Linked DNA regions of Homo sapiens: regions 1, 2, 4 and 5 are each linked to region 3. Evidence: chromatin loops called from intact Hi-C (ENCODE). Cell type or tissue: endothelial cell of umbilical vein. All regions are shown on one strand. Region 1 has its middle 59 kb from the start of MAT2B. Region 2 has its middle 250 kb from the start of LINC03000. Region 3 has its middle 190 kb from the start of MAT2B. Region 4 overlaps LINC03000 (long intergenic non-protein coding RNA 3000). Region 5 overlaps LINC03000 (long intergenic non-protein coding RNA 3000).

Region 1 (5,000 bases), 130 kb after region 3:
ATTTGCCCCCTGTGTAACCTTGAGGAAGTGCTTAACGGCTCTCTCCATCCCCTTTTCAGCAATGGAAAACTAAGTTTTAAAGAGAGTATGTGATTTTCCCAACATCCCCATCTAGAAAGCATCACAGCCAGGATTCAAAACCAAATGCAGCTGCCCCCAGAACCGTTGGCTTTGAACACAGTATTCCACCTTATCTGAGATCTTTTTGCTTTCAGCTCCTCAAGGGCAAGAAAGCCAGCCACTCACCCGATCTCCATGTTCTCTGTCTGCCTGGTACCCCTGGGCCTGGTCTCCTGTTAATCAGCTGAAAGCACCATCTTACTCACTTCCCCCACAGGAAAGATTTTATTGGAATATAAAGTTACATAAGATCTGTGCTATTGTTTTGAAAAAGTCACCAAACTTCACCGTTAGATAACTTATTTTTATTCCAGACTCTAGCTATTACAGTATTATCTTATTTTAAGCTAACAGATACACCCAATTCAGGTATAACACTGGACACAGTTCAGGTGACAGAGCCAGCACCACCACTCAGATATTTTGGTGGCTTCTATTCTTTGAGCAGCGTGGTTTAGCACTTTTGGGCACTGGGAAATTACCCAAGGCCAGCACCTGCCAATTTCCTTTTTGAGTCACCTCATTCTGCGCGTGATGCTCAACTCTAGGGCTCACTAGATCTAAGGGCTTCCCCCGCGCCCCATCTCTCCGTTTCCCAAATTTGAACCTCAGGGGGCCTGGGGTGAGCAGCCCTGGCTCCTTAGCGGCTAGAGAACCGGTTCCGCATTGGAGCCGCAGCCACCGGCTTATCCCGGACCGGCCGCGGCGCTGCGGGTCTTTGATAGCGAAACGCCCGCAGGCAGCACCTCTGGAGGTGAGTGTGGGAAGAAAGCCCGACTGAGCCTGGGCTTTGACTTGTAAACAGAGGCTTTGAAAGAGCAAAGTTGTGAGTTTGTCTCCACTAAAGCAAACTTCCTCTGCTGTTTGCTTTGGGAGTTTTGCCGACGTATCTGCAGAACAAGAATGGATTTCCTGTCTGTTCCTGCAGCCTCCTCCAGCTACGTGCAGCTCAGCTGCCACCGCGAGGCTGCAGAGCGGGCATGGAGACGCGTCTGGGTCAGAGCCCACGATCCAAAGGGTTTTCCCCTCCCGCTCTCCTTCTTTAACCCTTTCTTTCTCCCAGCTTAGTCAGGCAGTGTATCTGCAACTTGCCAAACGAGTGATGGTTAGGAGGCTCCGAGGAGCACCAGCCTTAAAACCCACTGCTTCCAAAATAAAGCTAAGGAAAAGTCAGGGCGTGGTCGACCTCTGAACGCGTGCCCGGTATGGCGCTAAGCAGTGTACCCATATAGGACAGTGACTACCTCGCAGGCTGTTGTAAGATTAAATGAGGTTGTCCCCATTGAACCATCAGGATAAAAGATGACTGGACTCTCAAGTGTCCTTGGGGTTTAACCAAGGACAACCCCAGGCCAGCCCACTTTTAAAGACGAAGCTCTCCCAGGTGCTGAAAATCGAATGCCCGCAAGGCCAGGCAATTACTCTAAGTGCTACAGCAGGGAGGTCTAGATTTAGGATCATTTTTTTTTCTTGAGACATGTGGCTCTCCTACTATACCTTTCTATTTTTTTTTTTCCTTTGAGACGGGCATGGGTATTAAATTCTCATTTTCCTTTTTATTACAACGAAAAGAGTACAAACGTGGTTAAAAAGGGCACCTCCCTTAGTGTCAGGAAAACAAAAGGGAAGATCTGTGTGTGCAGTGACTGCATAAAGCCACAAAGGTGGCTCTGCCGATTGTCACCAGGGGCTGTTCAGGCTAGAAATACCATGCTGTCCGATGTTTCAAGAAAAGCAAGAAACCTAGATCTTTAATGAGAAGTCTTTGCATTTAAGCGTTGAAAACTAATTTTTTTTAAAATGGACAGGCCAATATAACATGGCAAACCAAATATTCCCATAGAAAAGATGCTAGTACTGCCTACTTTTGGGTGAAACCTCTGCATTATTCTGCCTTAGGAAGAGTGAGCTGGTTAGTTCTGAGTGAAGACCTCCAGAACCCAGAGAGACTGGGGGACATTAGGAACCCAGCAGGACCAAGCCCATCCGTGAAAGGAACACTTCAGAGTTTCTGTGACCGCGGAGTAAGTAAGGTCACACAAGGTATCCTCAGAGAAAGCTGGCTGTAGTCTCCCTACTTAATGGGCGTGGAGAAACATTAATCACAAAGATAATCCAATAGGAACAACAGGATGAGAATCATATCGAAAGGGTATTGGAGGGTTTGGGGGGGAAAGACGGGTTTATGTATTATCTCTGTGACATTTTCAATGAAATGCAAAATCAACAGAGCATCTTCTGCCAGGGTCACTGTGGTAATGAATGCTGACCTCAACTTGTTAGCACACCAATCCCTCAAAACAGCAAAAAAGAGAAAAAATCAACTGCCTTTGCTACCTTTATCAGCATAAACAAAGAGATAAAAATACGGTATAAAATTTTAACTGTCTTTCCCCATTCTACCTGCAAATGCGAAATTCCCCTGTGCTTCAATAAAGGAAAAATACATCCAATGAAGTCTAACAAATGTGCCATCTGTTCAGAAAGCAGCAGGCGAGCATCTTTTACACGTGACACCATTGCCCTCGTGTGGTCTAAAAGAATAGTGCAGCTGTTTCCCAAGGAGGCTTGAAAGGTTATGACTAAAAACTGTAGTTTTCATAAATATAAAACATTTACAACATTGAACAATATGTGAAAAAAACTTACACTTTAAAGAACACAAAAACTGGGCTTATTGTGTTGACTGTAAACATAAATTAAAAACAATAAAATAAAAATAAAGAGAATAAAGAACACAAATACCGCTTACAATAAAACCTCTGTTCAAATCAGATTCCGGTCTCTGGGTTTCATTCCACACTGAATTACCTTATAGCAAGGAGAAGAAATCAAGTGGGAAAAAATGTCATTAAAATAGCTGAATAGCAAGGAGGTGCAATTCTCTGACCTAATGATGACATTGGACACTTCCCTGCCACAGGGGTCCATACCTGGCTTTTCATCTCACTGCCTTCCTGCGGGGTTGCTGCAAGGGAGACTGGCGGGGGAAGACCTGTTGCTTTTCACATTCATTTGTAGGCTCCACACCATCAGTTGTTACCTCTGCACCATTCAAGTCCAAGATAACCCCAGAGGTCATTTCTGGGTAGTCATCCTCTCACAGGGTAGGAGGAATTCAACACTTGGACACAGAGTAGAAAGGAAAACTTCCCCAGGATGGTGAACCAGACAGAATGGAAACAACGGTACACCTAAAACTACATAAATCATACCTTTATTTCCTTTTCCCATTTCCTGACTATAGGGTGACTCAACCAATAAACAATGATTTTCAGTGGAGTATATACAGATGTAAAACAAGGTGCCAGGCACACTCAAGATAGAAACCCTTCTGATCCAACTTATCTGTAAAATGGAAATGATGCCATCTATTTAATCCTTACCATCACCCTAGGGAGGATTGAGGTGCAATAGGACTCTTTTTTTCCCTTGGGAGTTAAAGTCTCTCCAAGATTGAACAAAGCCTGTAGGTTTTTAACGTAACATTCTAGTTTGAATTTAGGTGCAAGTGCTAGATTTAAATTTCATGCATGTGATTGTTTAAGTGATAATCTGAAAACACAGTGGGTAACTTGAGCTCATATAACCCAGCACTTGAAAGCCTAGTTGTTCCCAGTTAAGTGTCAAAACCAGGCCAGTTGGTAACAAAATAAAAGACCCTTAAGCTTTTATTTTGGGAGCCTGACATAGCTGCCAGGTCTACACAGCTGCAATCAGTGTTAGAAAATGCTGTCTGACTGGCTGGTACTAACCAGCTGGACCCAGAGCATCTGAGGGCTGCAGACTGCTGTGACAAGGCCCAGCCCCAACTCCCAGCACTGTGCCAGCCCTTGCCACAAAATCAACGGGCACTCCCTACTACTCAACCTGTAGGCAGAGGGCAAAATTGCTGGTCCACTTTTCTGTGTAAGGATTCACATTATAGGTCAATATTTGGAAAGAGGGGACAGGAAAGTGTCCTAGAAAACAGGCTTTGGCTTCAGACACACCCAAGTCGAAGCCCCAACCTCTGCCACTTATTACTTGTGTGATCTCAGCAAGTTAATCCATGTTTGAGATTATATCTTCATCTGTAAAGTGGGGCTGACAGTCCCTCACTCTTCAAGTTGGTGTGAGGACGCTTGGCAAGATCTTAACATAGTTCCTGGCAATCATTCATGTTAAAGAACGCTGCGAGAGCTGACATTGTAAATAAACAAAACTGCATTTGAAGGCCAAGTCCATTTTAGCTTCAAGTGAACAAAAGTATCAAAGCAGAAGTCCTTCATTTGTGATTTATTTTGCTTTTATTTATTTATCTGTTGAAACAAGGTCTCACTCCATTGCGCAGGCTGGAGTGCAGTGGCACAATCACAGCTCACTGCAGCCTCCATCTCCCCTATTCAGGCAATCCTCCTACCTCAGCCCTCCTAGTAGCTGGGACCACAGATGCGAGCCGCCACTTCTGGCTGATTTTTTAATTATTTGTAAAGACATGGTCTCCCTATGTTGCTCAGGCCGTGCAAGTGATTTAGACTGAAGAGACTATGAGGGAGGCACACTCTCCATCATAAAGTTCAAGAGCAGGATTGGGAGTCAGAGAGCCTGGCCAACATGACCTGCAGTCATTTGTCGAACATTTACTTTCTCCCTTGTACCCTGTCAAGGGCCACTATCAATCATTTCTTTTCCCTCTGAGCCATCCCAGCAGCTGGGCTGACAAGGGTGAATGGCGAACTGATGACTCCTAAATGGAAGGTTTTCACACTGTCACGTTTCTCTGGCAGTTGCTATAGTCTTTTCACACCAGGGTGACCAGCCCTGCCCTGGAGCATTTCAAATGTGGTTCCCCCTAGTACCTCTGGAAAGCAAGACCATGACCTTCTTTGTTTCTTCAC
Region 2 (5,000 bases), 350 kb before region 3:
TGTTAAATTCAAAATTCCCCAGTCTCCATGTCCTCCTATCCTCTGTGTTTCACTCTTCAACTATAGCAATTATTCATGTCCTTATTCTGACACCACTGAGCTCTACTGTGTCTTCGACCCCTTTACTTCTCCTTCTCTCTGACAACTTCACCCAACATATTTATCTTTCTTCCCTATCCATCTGTCTTAGTCCATTGTGTGTTGTTATAAAGTAATACCCAAGACTGGGTAATTTATAAAAAAAATATATATATATATATATATTTGGCTCATGTTTCTGCTAGCCATAATATTAAGCATCTGGTGAAATCCGCAAGCTCTTCCACTCATGGCAGAAGGTGAAGGACAGCTGGTGTGGACACAAATTACATAGTGAGAGAGGAAGAAAGTGAGCAAGAGAGAGGGAGAAGTGAGGCGGAGGGTGGGGTAGGGAGGGCAGCCTCTTTTTAACAAATAGAAGAGATATGTATGTGTTTACTCTTTGTTACCTCTTTCCTCTTCCTGATTTCTCAAAAAAAAAAAAAGTCACAATCACAGATTGATCAATTCCATTCAATAAACGTTGTTGGAATTTGAATCTGTCCAGTTATCTCAAGCCCCATTTCTACTTCTCTAATTCCATCAATCATTCATTAAAGAAAGTTCTTTTGAATACCCACTCCATGCCAGGCACTGTGCTATAAGCTCTGGAAAAACACTGATGATCAAGCTACATATCTGAGCTTTCATGGAACCTCTATAACCTTTCCTGAATTAATGCTATAGCCTCACAATTTGTCCATTTTCTCCAAATATGTTGGCTTCCAAATTATTTTTTATATTGTAGTCAGAAATTTTTTTTTCTAAAATGAAATTTTAGCTATGATACTCCTCAGCCATGATACTCCTAAGTGGATCTTTATTGCTCTTAGGATAAAGCCTAGGCTTCTTAACATAGCCTACAAGACCCAACATGACATAGCCCCAACTTGTATTTCTGGACTTAGGATTCCAATACTCCCCCTAAATTTTGTCTTTTATCTTGAACAGTATGATCCAGCCACATTTTCAATTTCTGTAAGCCACAATGCTATTTCCCACTTAGCACACTACTTTCTCTACATGAAACACTTACTCTCCTCTTAATCTGGTTGCTCACTTTTTCTAAGGAGCAAGGCAAACCCTATCCACTCACTAAATCTGTGCTCCATTCTCTTCTTCAATGCTCTTCATGGCATCTTCTAGGATGTTATGCTGATATTTAAAACGTAGTTTTGATTTAGCTTTTTTCCTTATACTATCAAATCATTCTAATATAAAACCCTTGTACATGGTGGCATTGTACATATCACTGTAAACAGATAGTATACCTACTTTTAGGGAAATAAGTCTCAATGAATGTTATGCAAGTTTACCTGTGAAAATTTTAAAAGTATAAATGTTTATACAAAGGCCTAACCCCAGATGTACAAAATCATAATTCTAGGGTATAACACAGTTATAAGTTTTTTTTAAGTCCTCAAGGTATTCTGATACTCAGTTACGTTAAGAAAAACTACACACACACACACAAACACACACACACACAGAGAGAGAGAGAGAGAGAAGGAGAAAGAGAGAGAGAAGATGGAAAAAAAGAAGATGAACACTGCACTGGATCAGTAATTTTTAAAGTGTGACGTGGTCCCTGGACCTCCAGCAACAGCATAAATTACATACTTGTAAAAAACACAATTCTTGGATCATGCCCGACATATACTGAATCAGAAACCCCCTAGGAGGTGGGGCCTATCAGTCTGTATTTTCAAGAGCCCTCAACGTGTTTTTGATATAATGTTAGAAGACCACTGCCTTAGACCAACCTTATGATTAGGATAATATATGCCACCCTAAACTATACATGCAGAGCATAATAGGGTAGTTGATTATAGCGGACTTTCCCTTTGAGACTAAGCATGGTTTCAGAATCCTTCTCAACATAGAGATCCAGGAAACCACTGACAATCAGAGTTATAACCTTAGTTGAAATCTACCTTTGATTTCTTTATGATCATTTCATAGAGGATTCATGTTGCTTCTTATTACACAGAAAATTGATTAAGACACAGGATTCAACAACGGGAAAGAAGGATTGAGCATGAAGACAAGAACTTTCTGATGTTCTTGAGGAAGGAAAGAACAAAAGGAATAATGTGAAGGAAAGTATCTCTAAATGCAGGGAACATTGGAGACAACAGTGGAGAGAAACTACATAAAGAGGAAATATAACAGGTCATTATAGGCAGAACGGACTAGAGTTGAGAATGCACAGAGTTTTTAGCTATCATACATTTTAAAGCCAATCAAATTAATTTATACTTGCACATAGTATTGAGTCCTGTAACTCAGAGCCTAATGCTTGAATTTGATATAGAGTATAATAATGGCAGGAATTTTCCTAACTGATCAGTCTCATTCAATGAGAAACAAGAGGTAAATAAATATTTTCAAATTGATTAAACGTACAGCAGTATTTCCAAATAGGCTAAATTTTAAGAATGTAAGATAATTTTGAGAATTTCTGAGTTTCAAAAGATACTATAATGGGCTTAGTACAATTAATGCCTAAGCCTTTCAGATTCATTTATTTTATTTTTATTAAGAAGTCATTTTATTTTACAAATGAAATTACCTCTGAGCTACTAATGCTTCCCTTCTTTGAAAGGAACAGGAAATATTATAGGAATATCCACAGTTTTTATTTATCCAAACCATTAGAGGTTTGAAGCCTCAAAAGGTCCAGAATCATGTATAAATAGGAATAACCAGAGTGTTTGAAATGTATTTATAATGGCCCCATTTAATAATATCTCTCATACTTTCCATTATTTTACAATATTTTGAAAGCCTAAATAGTCTTATTTGAATGTATGTTTCCATGCTGAAATTTGTGTAACTTTGCTGTCACCAACAGGCTACTGTGTGAATTAAATGTTTTCATCTCACTATGTTTTCATTGTATCTAACAGTTAAAAATCGAGGAATATGCTACACTGTTATTTTTCTTAAACTTGAGATGTTCTGTAGAGCACAATTAAGCATTAACATATTACATCTGGGGAGGTGATTATTATTTTTTCATTTGCCTGAAGAGGCTAGTGTGGACATATATCAGCCAAAGAGCCATTTTTATTTTTTTCTCTAGCAGCAGATTTATTTCTCCATTAAATGTAGAAAGATCATCAATATCCACTACATAGCTTCAATTAACTGAACATTTTGTCAACCACTGCTATTCTCCAGCTGCCGGATATACCATATGAGAGAATAGAGAACCTGTCCTGATTTCTCATCTTCCTTCTCAATTTAACAAAAGAAAATAGAATGACAAGAGGATATTAAAACTAAGCCTGCCTTTTAGTTGACATCTGCACTTCTAGAGACAATTTGTGAAAAGTTACATAAAGCAAGGACCAGTGTAAAGACAGGAGCACAAAGGTATTGAAGATGTGTCTCTTCCCCTACCTCATTCCATTTCAACTACATTGGTTCTTGTGCTTCCCAGAAAATCTCAGCATCGAGACAAAAAAAATCATTCAGGCAGTATTTTTCTTCTGCCAAGAGAGAAATACCCAAGCAAGGTATTGGGTCAAGTATCAAATAACACAAATTGTTCATTAATGTTATTTCGTATTATGACACACACAAAAATTAGCCAGGTGTGGTGTATATTTAGTAGAGATGGAGTTTCACCATGTTGGCCAGGCTGGTCTTGAACTCCTGACCTCAAGTAATCCTCCTGCCTTGGCCTCCCAAAGTGCTGGGATTACAGGTGTGAGCCACCACACCCAGTATGATGTTACATTCAAGTGTAGCCCATATGTACAGATTGATTTAGACTATCTGAAAGAGCTATTCTTTTTTCTTATGCTGATACTCATTTAGTCAAGTATCTACAATGTGCTTAGTAAAGTACTAGATGATTGCGATGCAAATCTCCACTTTAAGTACTGTCTAGTTGGGGTTACATGACAACCCAAACCAATACGTATATTACAGTGTGACAAGAGTAATAATGGATGCTTGCATGCACACATGTGTGTGTGAATATGGAACAGAAGAATGAGAACCTAAGGCACTAGGTATTGAATATGGAAGACTTTCTCAAGAAAAAGTTATGTGAGCTGAGTTTCCCTGATTTTAATTAGGACATTTCATGATAAAAGAACACCTTTGAGGAAGACATGAAGATATTGCCTTGTTTGTTGTCTTTACTCTAATAGAACAATGACAAGGTAGGCTTTGTACAACGTGCTTTAAAGGAGGTCACCTCCATTAATCCCCCCAATGAACCATGAGGCATGTTACTATTATTATCTCTCTAAAGGGTAAACAGTAAACCCAGAGTCAAAGATGTTGGATTATAGTTCAGGGAATCTTATTCCAGAGCCCATTTGGTGCAATACTGGAGATGGGATGGCCCTTCTAGGAACATTCTATTTTTCTCCGTGACTAAGAATCTGTTGTATTTGGGGCAGGAGCTACAAGAGGTGACACAAATAAGAAATGAAAGTCTGAAAAAAGATGGTCTTTATATGTGATAATGCCAAGTGTGGATTTTTATTCTGTTGACTACATGGTGGTATTGTTGCATTTACAGAAAGGATAGACAAAATTATGTAGTAATTATGTATTAATTTTATAATGACTATGTATTAGTTTTATAAAAACCAGTAAAGTAGACAGAAGTAATGTTAGAGCTGGGAGATAACTTAAGAAACTATGACAATATTTTAAGCAGAAGATAAGAGCTTGAACTGAGTGAGTGGGAGTTGAGAAGTAGACAAAGTCAGGAGAAATGGACAGGGAGATTCTATAGGGCCTTTTGACACTGAAAATGTGGAGAGAGGTAGAAAAAAAAAAAGAATCTGCGGTGACTTTCATGTTCACAGCCTGAGATACATTTGGATCTTAGTAACTCCTGCTGATAGAAAATATAGGAAGAAGACACATTTGGGAGTGGAATGAGGAAAATGATGAAT
Region 3 (5,000 bases):
GAGAAGAATTAGATAGTTGTTACCGCCTCAGGGAAATACTAAACATGTTCAAAACAATCCTCACTATTGTTACTCCTTAAAATCTTCTCACTAGGCACTAAATGTCTGGGTCAACATCAAAGCCCGGCAGGGAGTAACTTGCTCCATCGCTCAATTTTCCAAATGGTCAACATGCTCTGCAAATCAGACTGGTATTGGGTTAGTGGATCTTTAATCTCCTAGATGATCTGAACTAGAAAGATGGCCAGGCACAAGCCAATACTGAATTAATTTCCCTCAAAATCTGCCTTCCATAAATCCAGCCATCCCTGATTTTCAATACATGCAACCCAGCTTCATCCAGAGCATCAACCTCCCCTGAAACAGTTCTATTGCTCACTGAATCTCAATCTGTTCAGGCCTTAAGTATACACAAAGGTGAACGGAACGAAGAAAAGGGAAGATTGATCAGTACGTGTTAGAGGTTAAGAAAATTTTTCTACCCACCTCAGGTATTCATTGACCAGATACCTACCACACATGCTTGTGCTGTGCTAGAACCTGAAATCCCAAAGGAGCACAAAATCACGGTATCCACCCTCGTGGAGCTTACAGTCCAGCAAAAGCCTCTACTAATCAGCAAAGGTGGGAGGAATGATCTAATACAGAAAACAACTTTTAAAAAGTTGGAAAAAATGACATCGAAGGAATAAAATCAATGGATTTAGCATCTCCACTTTAGAAAGGAGGTACTGTGTACTTTGCCTAAACAATATACTGAATCAAATGCCCAACTTCTCCTGTCTAGATGGGATTCAGGACCACAAATTGATCAAATCACACCCTGTTTTGCCCACAAATCTCTTCCCTACAAAAAAAAACCATGATATCTAAGTAACCCCCCTCCCCCATTACTCATCCCCTCCTTTCGGTGATGCTGTTTTTCCTGATCCTTTTACAAAGACAGTTACCCCTTGGAAGATTTATTTCTTAAGCCAGGAGTTCACAGACTTAGGTAAGTGTTGAGAATTTCTTAGAGCACTTTTAAAAGTGCAGATTCCTGAGTCTTTCCTTAAAATTCTGAGCCAGTTTTCTACAATAAGATTTAGAAAATTTCATTTTTAACAAGCACTTTGTGTGTTCCACTCTTCTGAAGCCAGACACCAAGCTTCACCTACCGTGTTTCACTGATTATTCAAAATGGGAAAATTAAATCATTTCCCTAAACTTACACAGCAAGAAAATGGCAGAGTCAGGGTCCTACCAGAGCTTGCTGACCCCCAAGCCCAAGGACAGTCCACCGTTCATAAGTGGAATGCCAGAGGCAATTGAACTCAAAACTAATACGGTTTAAGGGGAAATAAAAAAGAAGTTCTGGATTCAGAGAAGGGAAAGGTGAGCAACAAAATCAGAAGCGGCTTAGAAACAGATTTTGCCAGCATCTCGATTTTGCCTAGGGCCAGTTCCACTCACGCTAAGGCCAGCAGAAGCATATCAGCATAAATAAGGTAAAGCAATTTCTATAAATGTGTCAGAAAAAAACTTGGTTTTACATGCAATTAATTGCAAAGACATTTCTTAATGGCAGCCTCCTCTTGCCTTTCCAAATTAATGAGTCAGAAAAGCACGGCTCTCACTAGCATCTTTAAAAGTGGGCAAACCCCCCCTCCTAGGCTCCCATTAAAACAGAACACAAGGACCTTCAGCTAAATACTGAAATCTCCTCCGTTTTAGAAAGTCATCTTGATGCTGTAAAAAAAAAAGTGTACAAATTTCTTCCTCGAATCCCTTTTGGTCCCAGAAGAAAAAGGGAGGTAGAGAACAAGATGAAGATGAAGATGTGTCATTTTGGGTGATGTGTTTTGCAACCTGGGGGTAGTTAACTCATTTGATAGATGGTTCTTTCTGTGAAGAAAAATGTCATTTTTACTAATGAATAAAAAGTTATGCAAGTAAAGAGGATGAGGGTAGGAAAAAAACCTAAACTATCACATGCAAGGAAGTATATTTAACAACATTTTCAAGTTCTTGCCGACTGTTTTTACTCTAGGGGTAAGTGTGTGTGTGCAGCATATGTTGGAGAGGAACTAATATTGAAATAATTTTCTTTTTATGACATCCAATCTATGAATAGACGAGGTCTGGTGTGCTCCAGCTACCCCTAAATTAAACTCCAAATTAAAGGCCAGCGTGGCTACCTGGAGGTTTGCATTCTGCAGAGCCTTGCCTTTTAAATGAACCAACAAGGGCCCACCTGTGTTTGTTACATGTCCCTTGGATAATTAATGCTGGTAATAACACCTAAGTGTTAGCACACAAAGCACCTGGAATGCGATTCGCTGTACACATTCTAATCACATCAGCCACCGAACTCTCCAAATGACCTTCTTCAAAACAATGACTGTCTTTGAAACCACAGAAGCCAACCTAGAAGGAAGCTGTATGCCAGGGTTTTGTTGTAGCTGAGCAGTTTCTAAAGCTAGAGTGTCACCAAGTGGTCAGGAATGGAAATAAGCTGCCGGTTTGTATTCACATCCTCTGGCCAGCCCCAACTCTGCCCCTGGGCAGCCGGAGAATACAGTCCATCTCCTTCGAGCAGGGCACCAAAACTGCTGGGGAGAAAACAGTGTCCCAGACGCCGCTTGCACCTTACAGGTGATTCTGAAATGCACATAAGTCCTAAGTCTTTCTACATTTTAAGAAGGCCTGTACGTTAACAAATATGAGAGACAGAAAGAGAGAGAGAGGTTGCAGTGAAGACCAGCCTATTCTACGTCATTATTTATAATATTGACATCGTCTTTTCTATTTTTAGCAGTCTGTCTGTGTCACTGTGTCCCACAAAAGATGGTGAGAAATATTGTCTCCATATTACAGGTTAGAAAGGAGGGTGGAGTGATAGGGATGACAGGGAGATGCCAGTCAGCTAACGGGATGAGGGCTCTGGCTTTGCACAGTCTCCTGTTTAACTGCTAAACCAATATCTCCTGCTGTCTGTTACCTTTTCATGTCCCCAACCGTTTTGTTTCTGTCTCACACAGTCTCTCCCTAGACCAGTGTCACAACTACATATTCTGATTTTTTTTATAGTTTTCTTGCTTTTTTCTTCCTGTTTTTCCCCCTAATGGCTTAGACTCAAATAACTTGGGTGTCTTCAAAGACCAGGTTCAGAAAGGGTTTCTCCCTCCTGTGGCTTCATATAATTATAGACATACCATTTTCCCACAATGCTGCACCATCGTTAATCACTTCAAATACAGAGAAAGCCAGGCGAGTTTTTCTGTGAACAGAGAGCTCAGGGTCCCATTTCAATTTGTGATTATATCAATAATCTCCACACTGTCTTGTGTGAACTAACCCATTATTTCTAGAGAAATTAGAAGGAAACGGCTAAAATCATATAGGCGTACCCTTGCTGACACAGGGAATATGTGTTTGTATGACATAAAATTCCAGATGACATTTGTCAGCTGCTTTGTCCTGCATTTCTAAGTGGCAAAAAGGGATTTTTGTCTTCCCTGTCATGACATTCATGTAGAGAATTGTGAGAACCTCTGTCATTAAAGGCACAAATTATCTATGGATCTCTCCCACACACAGCAGAGGCCAGTATGAATTTAAACTGCTTACAGATCAGAAGAAAAACAACAATGAATTAATTCTGATGTACTTTTTCAAAATACTGTAGTGTAATTTTCATGCTGCAGCCCCTATCCCGTGAGACCACTGGCAAATCTTGTAGCAATTTCACGGATAATCTTATGGCAGATTGGAAAGATTAGAGGCAGCAAAATTTCTAAAGAATAATTTCATAGAAAAAAAGAGCTTAACATAAATATTGTCATTTGTACTGATTATTTCTCATGAATACATCCTTAACCAAGGGATCATCAAGCATAAAATAAACACGACACTCAATCTCCAAAGAGGAAGACTTTTATTTTTCAAATGGGGATAATAAATAAGGAGAGATAACATATACTCCCATGGTCAAACAGTAGAGCCACAGGACTGCAGGAGGCAATATTGAGATACTATTTGCTTTTAAAGAAAATGTTTTCATTTGCTTAAAAAAAAGTTTGAGTACCTGCTATATACCAGGTATTAGTACAATTCTCCAGGCAGGAAACAAGACCTGTCTGCCCTCATGGAGGTTATATTCCAGCAGGAGAACTGTAGACATTTTACTGCGTAAAAACAATATACTAATATAATATTATGTGAGGTAAGGATAAATGTTATGAAACAAAATAAACCAATTAAAGAAGTACATTCAGATGAGAGGTACAGCTGTGGACAGGGTGGCTAGGGAAGACCTCTCCAAATGGATCATGAATAAAAACTAAAAGCGTAAATCTCCAGTGTCTGGTACATCATCATCCAAAAACTGGGAACTTCTTTTTTTTACTTTTATTTTAAGTTCAGGGGTACATGTGCAGGTTTGTTACACAGACAAACTTGTGTCATGGGGTTTGTGATACAGATTATTTCATCACCCCAGCATTAAGCTTAGTATCCATTTGTTATTTTTCCTGATCCTCTCCCTCCTCTCACTCTACCCTTTGATAGGCCCAGTGTTTGCATTGTTCCCCTCTATGTGTCCATGTGTTCTCATAATTTAGCTCCCACTTATATGCAAGAATATGCAGTCTTTGGTTTTCTGTTCCTGTATTAGTTTGCTAAGGATAACGGCCTCTAGCTCCATCCATGTCCTGGCAAAGGACATTATCTCATTCTTTTTTATGGCTGCATAGCATTCTATGGTGTGTGTGTGTGTGTGTGTGTGTGTGTATACATACACACAAATGAAAACATATATATACACATACATAGATATGTATATATACACACATATGTATATATATAAATAAAATGTGATATATATACACAGATATAGATATACACACAGATACATATACATATATGTCACATTTTGTTTATCCAGTCTGTCATTGATGGGCATTTAGACTGATTCCATGTCTTTGCAATTGTTAATAGTGCTACAATAAACATATGCGTGC
Region 4 (5,000 bases), 780 kb before region 3:
AGCTCCACTCCTAGAGATGTGTTTTGGAAAGTCTGGGTATGACTCCAGGACTTTGCAGTTTGAACAGGCATCATGCGGGGTAACGTTGCAGGCAGCCCACAGACCGTACTTTACCCCAGGTAAATTATCCTTGATCTTATGGGGATAAAACAAAGCCAACTGTATAGCTGACCCTTGAACAACACAAATTTGAACTTCGTGGGTCCACCTGCACACAGGTTTTCTTCACCCGCTGCCACTCCTGAGACAGCAAGGCCAACCCCTCAAGACCAACCCCTCCTCTTCCTCCTCCTTTTCAGCCTACTCAACGTTGAAGATGAGGTTGAAGGCCTTTATGATAATCCACTTCCACTTAGTGAATAGTAAATGTATTTTCTATTCTGACTTTTTAAATAATATTGATTTTCTTAATACCACTGTCCTTTCTCTTGCTTTCTCAGTAGGCTATTAATAGTTAAATTTTGGAGGAGTTAAAAGTTATGCATAGATTTTTCAACTGCATGGAGGTCGGCACCCCTAACCCCTGCGTTATTCAAAGATCAACTCTATAACATTCTTCCCACCACAACTTCTATATGCTAATGTGGGAAACAATATGCAAAGAGATTAAAACTTCTACCTTTGACAAGTGGCCTGCCCCAAACTTCTCTGTTATCTTTGATTCATTCTTTTTTTTTTTTTTTACCAAGAAAGGGGAGTAATTGTCTTCCCCATCTCCACATGTAATACAAAAACAGTTTTAGAAATCTATTTCTCTTATTGATCACGTGTGTGTGTGTATCATGATTTACTTAGGCAAGAAAGAGCTAAAGTCAATCTCCCAACCAATTATTAATTGAAGTTTTAGTATCTACTGATTACTGGCAACTAGGCCCAAGGAGGTTTGCTTATCTCACTTCTCCCTCACAATAGCTTTAGGAAAAAGGTGCAGTTGTCCTCACTTTACAGATGAGTAAACAAGATGAATAGTTAGGGAACTTGCAAAGTTTAAAAAAAAAAAAAGTGAAATCCAAGCTTCAAACCCAGGTGTCTGATTTGACAAACCACTTTGTCTTCACCACATCTAACAGTTGTTATTTCACTTCATTTTTGGGGGGGCTGTAAACTTTGAGTGAATGATGAGTTTGTACCAGCTGCAATTTACTGTTTAATGGTACAAGTGAACCTATATCCTTCCCTCATACCCTTCGGTCTCATTCCCATCTAAGGGTGGGATCTGTAATCATGTTCTCCAACAGCCAGCTTCTAGCTTCTGTGGTTTTTCTCTGCCTTTGACAACCATTTATTCCTCTTCGTTTAAGATTCTGTCTCATCTATCTTTGATCTAGGCACCTTTTCTTTCTTCTCCAGAGTGTTTCTTCCCAGCAGTCTCCTAGTTTTATTATTCGAGATTTCAGACCTTCCTTTCTCTTTTAGCTTTAAGCTTTGGGCTTCTCTCTCTCTCTATCTGTGGTGATCATATGGCATGCTGTTTCTTTCATTTAGTTTTCTTTTTCGTGTTCAACCATATATTCTTTTTTGTTCCCCATTATTCTAGATTGCATCATACCACCTTAATCCTTACTAACCTGCTGGAAAGATTTTCTGTCTCTAGTATTTCTGATACCAGCCTGTTAACCATGGGGAAGAAGGGAACAATTGACATCCTCATAATTAATTTTATTGATCACATAGCTATTTTTCCAGAATTTTGCATACTTTTTTATTTACTCAAGTGTGTGAGTATTCTATCTGTGGCCTAAAATGAATTGGCAAGTTTTGATAAAATTGCCATTGAGCCTCAAACTTAGCAGTGAAGTGAATTTATAGTAAGAGATAGGATAATATACTCTCACACCTGAAACCACAAGGACCTCGTCAGCCATGAAAAGTAACATTTCATGAAAATAGAAAACAGGCTAGTTTCTAGACATTTCAAATCAGTGGATTTCTTTTGTTCTAAAGCATTTTCATAATAACTACTAAATTTAATTTAAAAAAATCAAACTCTTCTCTCTCAGGTTTACAATCCAGTACAAGGGCAGATATAAATTCTGTCATTGGAATGATTTACCTGTCACTATTGTATAATTTATAAATAACATAGAGAACAATGTAATTTTTTAATACCATGAGTTATACGCTTTATGTTGCAATAATTTTAGTTTAGTCTCTCTTTGCTCTTTAGCAAAATAAAAGTAAAAGAATTTCCAAAACAGAGGAATCGTGACAGGGAGAACAAGAAATGCAATGCATCAAAGCAACACAAGATGTCACTTTTACACAGGCCTGCATTTGCAGGTAAGGCTACATCTGCATTGTGCATAAAAGAGTATGTGAGGGGAAAAGCATCAAGATTTACAAATGCTTCAGAAATATGAAAAGGAGCAAGCAACCTTGGTTTTGTTTTCAATATTTGTAATAATATCTTGAAATGTATCAAGAAACTAGAATTATTCTCCTATATCTACATAAGTTCACAGAATACGTTGCTTTAACAATACATTGCATCTGCCCAATCCCCAACTTTCTGGATAGCACAGACTCGGAAAACAAGCTTATTCTCACTGCAAAGCATATTCTTTCTCTCGGCTTCCTTACTTCTGCTGCATTAGTTGCCTTCCAGCATCTTATTGGAGGTCTAATCTGTTAAAAATAGATCTCTGACTATTTTTCTTTTTCTGGTCCTGCCCAATTAACCCATTTTGCACACTGCTCCCAGGTGGACCCTCTTGGGGGCAATTCTGATCCCAATATTCATCTGTTCTCCAAGATCAGGTTTAGCAAGAAGTATTAGTTTCCTACTGCTGCTACGATAAATAACCACAAACTGAGTGACTTAAAGAATACAAATGTATTTTCTGTAGCTCAAAAGCCTGACTTGGATCTCACTGAGCTAAGATCAAAATGTTAGTAGGGTTGGATTATCTTCAGGAGCTCTGGGAGGAACCCGTTACCTTGCCTTTTTCAGTTTTTAGTGGCCACCTGCTTGCCTTGGTTCGTAGCCCCTTCCTCTGTGTTCAAAGCCAACACTATCAGGCCAACTCCTGTCCTGTTGCTATCTCTCTGGTTTTTCATAGTCACATCTTTCTCTAACCCTTTTAAAGACCCTTGTGATTACGTTGAGCCCACTGAAGTAATCCAAAATCGTCTCCCTATCTTAATGTCTTCAGGTCAGCTGATTAGCAACTGTAATTCCATCTGCAACCCTAATTCCCTTTGCCTTGTAGCCTATCATACTTACATCTTTAGGGAAGTCATTATTCTGCCTACTACACAAGGTATCCAAAGGGCTTCAAGATCTGGCCTAGTTTTACTTTCCATCCTTGAGCCCCTTCCAGGGTCTATTCTCATTTCTTTTGTGTCAAGTGTTTCGGCCAAACTAAATTTCCCATGAAGTGGCCAGTGTTCATTCTTTAATCCCTAAATTTTGTTCATGCAGTTCTCACTTCCTATGTTATTTTCCAACTTCTTTGAAAACATATCTTCATTCTTCAAGTTTCCTCCCCCTGTGAATCTTTTAAACACTCTCTTAGGCAGAACTGATTACTCCTTCATGTGTGCTTTCATTGACTATATCTTCTACAGAATTATTGTGTTAAGCCATTTGTAATTTTTTTCTTTCCTTTTTTCTTTTTTTTCCCTGAGGCCCCAGGATACACTTTTCCCTAACCCTTCCAGGTGCAAAATTGTGAAAGGTGGTAGATATATTTTGTTAGATGTTTGAAAAGTATGTTATAAAGTAAGAGAAGCTGCCATTACAGACTCCTTTCTCCAAATACCAGTGGTTTACCATAATAGAAGGTTATCTTTTGATCATTTATAATACAGGCTGGTGTTTCTGGTCTACTGGTAACCTCATCCATATTGATTCAAGGACCCTGGTGCCTACCACCTCCTGGCTCTGTTATACTACCAGGCCCTTCTAATTCAAATCCAGACAGTAGAAGGAAAAAGAGAATGTTCAAGAGACTCATTTGATTTTTAAAAAGTAGCTTGGAGGCTACTTCATTTTTATTTACATTCCCTTGGAGAAAACTCTGTTACATAGTCCCCCCAGGGCCCCCCAAAAATGGCAAGGGAGCCTGGGAAATGTAGTCTAACCAGGTATCCAGCAAAATCCTATTACCACAGGGAAGAAGGTAACGGGTTTTAGTAGAAAACTGTGATACGTGCTACAGAGTGAAGAGTCTGGTTCCTCCATGACTCCCCTGAGGGAAGTCATGCTTCCCTCCTGCCAACTCTTATTTGAACATGTATCTCTTATGTAAACTATAATATTCCACCTTGTATCCTATTTCTTTGTAATATATGTCTCACTTATTCCAAAGTACATAAATCAGATCAATGTAGTAGAGGAATTGTAAAAGTATGTGTAAATCCTACATTTTACATAAACTTTCCTATATTTATTAAGTATCATTCTGCTAGATTGAATTGTTCCTTATGACAAATATGACCTGGATAAATAAGGAAGATATAATTCTTTTTTTTGCTGGGGGGGGGGGGCGTTGTTGGTGGGGGGAACGGAGTCTTGCTCTATCGCCCAGGCTGGAGTGCAGTGGCCTGATCTCGGCTCACTGCAAGCTCTGCCTCCCGGGTTCACACCATTCTCCTGCCTCAGCCTCTGAGAAGCTGGGACTACAGATGCCCGCCACCACGCCCAGCTAATTTTTTTGTATTTTTAGTAGAGACGGGGTTTCACAGTGTTAGCCAGAATGGTCTCCATCTCCTGACCTCGTGGCCCGCCCGCCTCGGCCTCCCAAAGTCCTGGGATTACAGGCATGAGCCACCACACCTGGCCCAGGAAGATATAATTCTAAAATCTTTAGAAATAATTTTAAATGTTGAGAGAAAAGGTAGGCATTGTTCTGTGGCAACGGTAAGAATGATGGAAAGCAAGATGATAAGAAAAGGATACAGGACTTGACAGAAGGTGAGGCTTTTGTCAAGAATGTTAGTTAAGAGCATGGGGTTTAAAATTAAATGGATTAGTTCTACATTTTTATGGCTATGTCACT
Region 5 (5,000 bases), 810 kb before region 3:
TGTATTTCCTAATCACATTCACAGTAAAGAAATTATCTCAATTTTTGCCCAGATGCTCCCTCTTTGCTATCTTCTATAACTTAGGGTCTGCTAGTTCTTCTTTGTGTCTCTCATAATCAGTATTTTTGTCTTTTATCCCTCTGTAAGAATGGTGACTTAATTCTATGGATGTTAATATCAATGTCATAAATTCTCTTTTATGTTTAAAAAACCATGTCTACACATGTATGCACACAGAGGGAGCAAGAGAAATGATTACATAATGATTCTATGTTTCTAAGCTTATTTTTTAAATGACTTGAAATTAAATGTATGAAGTTGTTCTCAGCAGTTCTACCTAGGGATGATAATAAAAAAGCATGGGGGTATATGGCATTTAATTTTTTTTTTACTATCATCCTATATTTGACACACAATTTGACAAAGAAAAAAATAACAGCAGAATATGCATTCATCATCTGCAATGATTGCAAAGTACATATTAAAGCCATGCTGTAACAACTGCACAGGTTCCTTCAGTGTGCTCCAGGTATTATCACACAAGAGGGCTCCAGGCTTTAACTATCTGTCAATGTGATTTCGCTCTGTCTCATAGCTTTTGCTTTTGCTCTCTTCTGTGTTTCCTTAACCTTCCTTGGTCATTGGCTTTTGGTCTCATGGCCTGCATTTGCCCGGTGCTGCAGCAGCAGGAGAGGGCTTTGGCATGCTTGCTCTTTGATAAAAATCATAATTTTTACATTTGGTTCTAGCTGAAAGCAGACCTCGCATATTGCACCATATTAGATGATGGGCTATCCAGAAAATGCTGTTTTACAAGCCCTTTGATAGCAGCAGCCCCAGGGTTTACTATTTCATCCGTCTAGGTATGCAGTTCCTAAAAACTGCATCAGCATTGTGCTTTGCTCAAAGGAAACAAGCCACAAAGACTGGCTGATAAATATTGATTAATCAAAATTGCAAAATGCTTATTTGTAAAGTACAGTTTGGAAATTAAATGTTTTATATATGGTTTCCTTTGTGGTTTGGTTTTGCCTTCCAGGTTATCTTATGTGCTTTTTGAATCTGGTAACATATTTCTTATATCTCTCCCAATAACTCTGTAGGATATTTTACAAAAGCAAAGGCATACACAATGCCTATTGCTTGAGAAAATGTACACAAAGCAAACTAAATATGCCATGGAAAGCTAATGATTGAAATCCTAATTTCCTTTGGCTTCATTTTTGAATAGAGCCTGCAAGATGAGTCTAGAAAGGAACGATATTGCCTAACAGGATTTTAAGGGTCTGCAGTGTTCATTCATGCATTAATTCTCTCAGCCACACAAGATCCATAAAATGCTTTCTGTACTGATGCTGAAAGAGCTGGAGAACAATTTACAATGTTTGTCTTCAAGTAGCTTCTAGTCCAGTGGTGAGGCATACATGGAAGTTGATGATTACAAATACCAGATGGCAGGTCCACTTGGTCTTCTTAAAATTGGTCCCTTAGCCTGCCATCTATCCCAGACAAGGGGTACATACATGTTCCTTATCTTGCATATATGCATAATTTTAACTTAGGAAAAATGCCTTCAGGATCTAGAGCCTACCAGATCAGGATTCTGCAGTCACCCATAACTTATACTCCAGGCATCTTCCAAAATGTATGTCAAGCCATACCTTAAATATATAAATTAAATACATATAAAAATTAAATACGTTTATAAATTATACATATATATGTGTGTGTGTGTATATATATATATATATATATGTTACTTTGGCCAAGGTGATGGAATGTTGGCTCAGAGCAAGAAAACTACACACACAAAATGGAGGGAATGGCTGTATACAGGCTTTCCCTAAACAGTCATAAAAATACTTTATAAAAATGAAAATATAGCCAGTGGTGAGTGGCCTCCTTTATACTGATAGAGTATTAATTTGGAAAGAGAAAGCATTTGCAGATGCTTTGATGCTGCTCTGTCGTTGCTTTATAAAGTTCTTAGCAACATTTTTGGCTGTTATGTACGTTTCTTTTGTTTCCAGTTTGTTTAAACTACTGTATGTGTGTGCAGGGAGGTATGTATGAGGGGTCCATGCAAGTAGAAACTCCATTTCCGAGGCTCCAAGCTGCTCTAGCAGAGCAGTTGAAATGATCTTAAATAAAAGTAGAATCATTCCAACACTGCCTGTGAAAGATGATATTAACATGAGGATCATAAAAAATCGATTTCCAAATTGCCATTGGGTTGCTAAATAGCACAGGGAGGTGAGATGAAGAATTAAGAAGCAAACGGAAACTTAGATATCAGAAACAGCTCAGAGGAGGGCCGAATGGAAGGGAAAGGCATAAAATGATTTTGCCAAAGGCAGCTGACAATATGCATCAGAACAGCAGGGGGAGCTATGGTATTGCAGTTGTCAAATCTCAGTTTTAATAAAGAGAAGTTTCAGATTTATGGTTCTAGCAAAGAGGACATGTTAGTGATTCTTACTTTTGTAATAAACAACCTAGCTACAGACACTGGGTTGAGCTTTAATGATCTGTATCTTCTATTGAGGCCAGGAGCGTGATCAGCACTTCCTGGGCTTTGAACAGAAGTGGTCTGTTTTACACACCGATGTGAATGAATTTACCCTCGGGTTGGTGTTTTTCTTTCTAAATGTATAGGTTTGAGTTTTGAAAGAAATCATTCTTGCCTTTGGTTAATTAAGAGGAGAAACTTGCTTTGTGGGAGAAAATGTGCAAAGTGTCAAGTAGGAAGCTAAGGAAAGTTTTCTAAATATCAGAGGTGGTTTATTTAATTGTTGATACAAGCATTTTTTTAAACAGTTTCAGTTGGCAAAGATGTAACTGACAAGTGGCAGAGTAGGTGAATGTGTACACATCAACTCTTCCATAATAACGTGTCCTCCTACCTCCCATAAGCAACTAATTTCTTAGCTGTTTAGGCTGCCTCCTGAAAATAACTATGTGGTTTTTTTTTTTGTTTTTGAGATGGAGTCTTGCTCTGTTGCCCAGGCTGGAGTGCCCAATCTCGGCTCACTGCAACTTCCACCTCCCGGGTTCAAGTGATTCCCCTGTATCAGCCTCCCGAGTAGCTGGGATTACAGGCGCCTGCCACTATACCCAGCTAATTGTTGTATTTTTAGTAGAGACAGGGTTTCATCACATTGGCCAGGCTGGTCTTGAATTCCTGACCTCAAGTGATCCACCGGCCTTGGCCAACCAAAGTTCTGGGATTACAGGCATGAGCCACAGCACCTGGTCAACTATGTATTTTATTCCTATTTAGGTTCTTACTTAAAATAGATGACTAGGTGTAGGCACAGTGAACTGAACTTATATCTCCTAGATCCATCATTATTTAAAATTACTTGGACACCAAGAAACCTGCCCATCTTCTTTTAAAGCTACTAAGACATTATTCATGAGTGGACTCCCAGTATCCTTTGGAAATGGTAGCAGGGGTGACAGCCCACAGGACAATTGTATCTAAAAGGCATCTGTCAAGCAAACTCCCTCTAAACTGAAATGATTTATTATAATTCAGGACACTGTATTAGTTTGCGAGGGCTGCCGTAACCCATTACTAACAAACTGAGTGGCTTGAAATAACAGACATTTATTTTCTCGTAGTTTGTGGGTTAGAGGTCCAAAACCAAGTTGTAGTCAGCAGAACCATGTTCTGCCAAACGCTCTAGGGAGGAATCCTTCCTTGCTACTCTCTAGCTTGTATTGGTAGCTGGTGATCCTTGTCATTCATTGGCTTTTAGGTGCACTGCTCCAATCTCTGACCCCATCGTCACATCACCCTCTTTTCTATGTCACGATGTCCTTCTCCTCTTTTTATATAGACACCAATCACTGGTTTTAAGGCCCACCTGAAATCCATGATGATATCATCTCAATCCTTAACTAACGACATCTGCAGAGACCTTATTTCCAAAAAAAGGTCATATTCTGAGGCTCTAACTGGACATGAATTTTGGGGGGACACTGTTCAACCCATTATAGGCAAAAGTAAAGGTAAATGAAGATTATTTTTACTGGTTTTAATTGAAACAATAAAGAGAGGCAAATTAGTAAAATTGTGATGATCTTAAAGATGTAAAACATGAGAAAGTAAGTACTTAGGAAAATAAATACAAATATGCTCCCAGCAAGGGCTTACATACTGTTTATTTATTATTTTATTTTATTTTATTTTATTTTTTTTGAGACAGAGTTTCGCTCTTGTTGCCCAGGCTGAAATGCAATGGTGCGATCTCGGCTCACTGCAACCTCCACCTCTCGGGTTTAAGTAATTCTCCTGCCTCAGCCTCCTGAGTAGCTGGGATTACAGGCAACCCCCACCCCAAGCCTAGCTAGTTTTTGTAGTTTTAGTAGAGATGGGGCTTTACCATGTTGGTCAGGCTGGTCTCAAACTCTTGACCTCAGGTGATCCACCCGCCTCGGCTTCCCAAAGTGCTGGGATAACAGGGTGAGCCACTGCACCTGGCCTATACTATTTATTAATGGAGTTGAAACAGAACTAAAAAAGTGGCTACACCAATAAGCTGACTTACAAACTGGCTGACACATTTGACCGCTAACGATCAAATGATTTTGTTTGGATAACTGCATTAGCATTGTACAGTTCAAATTGTACCTGTGTGTGACAGAAAGAAAAGTTGTATGGAGACTGAGTGTTATTAGTGGCATTCTAGCATTACCACACATTGGTGGTGCAATGTAGGCTATTTACTCCTTTTGGGAATTTGTTTCTTTATTTACAAAACCGAATTCATAATGATGTCTTCGGAATTATCAGAGTATGTGTGGGGGCAAAGGGCAGAAAAGGGGACACAATAAATATTAATTTACTTATCCTCTTTTCATTCACTTCTTCAAGTACTAGTCTCTTTCTTCCAACAGAAATGCATTCATACTTTTGAAGGGCACACAAATGTCTGCTTTTATTTCATACAATGATAATATTGAGTGTTTTTCAGGCATCATCATAATAATGATTT

What was found. Hi-C counts contacts between places; a loop is a spot of excess contacts. Peaks named below come from ENCODE experiments on the same cell type or tissue, not always from the same donor. Only the 100,000 strongest peaks of a DNase experiment are listed, where the experiment ranks them.
Region 1: a loop joins it to region 3, with 4 times the contacts of the local background. A loop is called at or near these places in 16 of 110 quality-filtered maps.
Region 2: it touches region 3 in a loop (7-fold over the local background); 3 of 110 quality-filtered maps call a loop at or near these places.
Region 4: a loop joins it to region 3, with 13 times the contacts of the local background. A loop is called at or near these places in 11 of 110 quality-filtered maps.
Region 5: a loop joins it to region 3, with 13 times the contacts of the local background. A loop is called at or near these places in 51 of 110 quality-filtered maps.

Annotation. Positions count from the first base shown.
Region 1 is chr5:163,562,152-163,567,151 of GRCh38, reverse strand. No RefSeq gene overlaps it. Among named protein-coding and RNA genes, the nearest start is that of MAT2B, 59 kb to the right of the region's middle. In endothelial cell of umbilical vein, a CTCF peak has its summit at 2,657; DNase peaks (open chromatin) are centred at 291, 971, 2,641 and 3,281; H3K4me3 peaks cover 929 bases; H3K27ac peaks cover 2,466 bases.
Region 2 is chr5:164,046,654-164,051,653 of GRCh38, reverse strand. No RefSeq gene overlaps it. Among named protein-coding and RNA genes, the nearest start is that of LINC03000, 250 kb to the left of the region's middle. In endothelial cell of umbilical vein, no CTCF peak of the experiment used is centred here; a DNase peak (open chromatin) is centred at 2,913.
Region 3 is chr5:163,693,940-163,698,939 of GRCh38, reverse strand. No RefSeq gene overlaps it. Among named protein-coding and RNA genes, the nearest start is that of MAT2B, 190 kb to the right of the region's middle. RefSeq lists an enhancer at 2,361-2,410. In endothelial cell of umbilical vein, a CTCF peak has its summit at 2,473; a DNase peak (open chromatin) is centred at 2,429; H3K27ac peaks cover 662 bases.
Region 4 is chr5:164,472,789-164,477,788 of GRCh38, reverse strand. All of the region lies in intron 2 of LINC03000 (long intergenic non-protein coding RNA 3000), which reads right to left. All of the region lies in intron 1 of LOC102546299 (a long non-coding RNA gene), which reads right to left. Among named protein-coding and RNA genes, the nearest start is that of LINC02143, 7.9 kb to the right of the region's middle. In endothelial cell of umbilical vein, no CTCF peak of the experiment used is centred here; a DNase peak (open chromatin) is centred at 2,258.
Region 5 is chr5:164,501,735-164,506,734 of GRCh38, reverse strand. All of the region lies in intron 2 of LINC03000 (long intergenic non-protein coding RNA 3000), which reads right to left. The region is part of intron 2 of LOC102546299 (a long non-coding RNA gene); the gene reads right to left. Among named protein-coding and RNA genes, the nearest start is that of LINC02143, 37 kb to the right of the region's middle. In endothelial cell of umbilical vein, a CTCF peak has its summit at 2,383 (motif pointing right); a DNase peak (open chromatin) is centred at 2,394.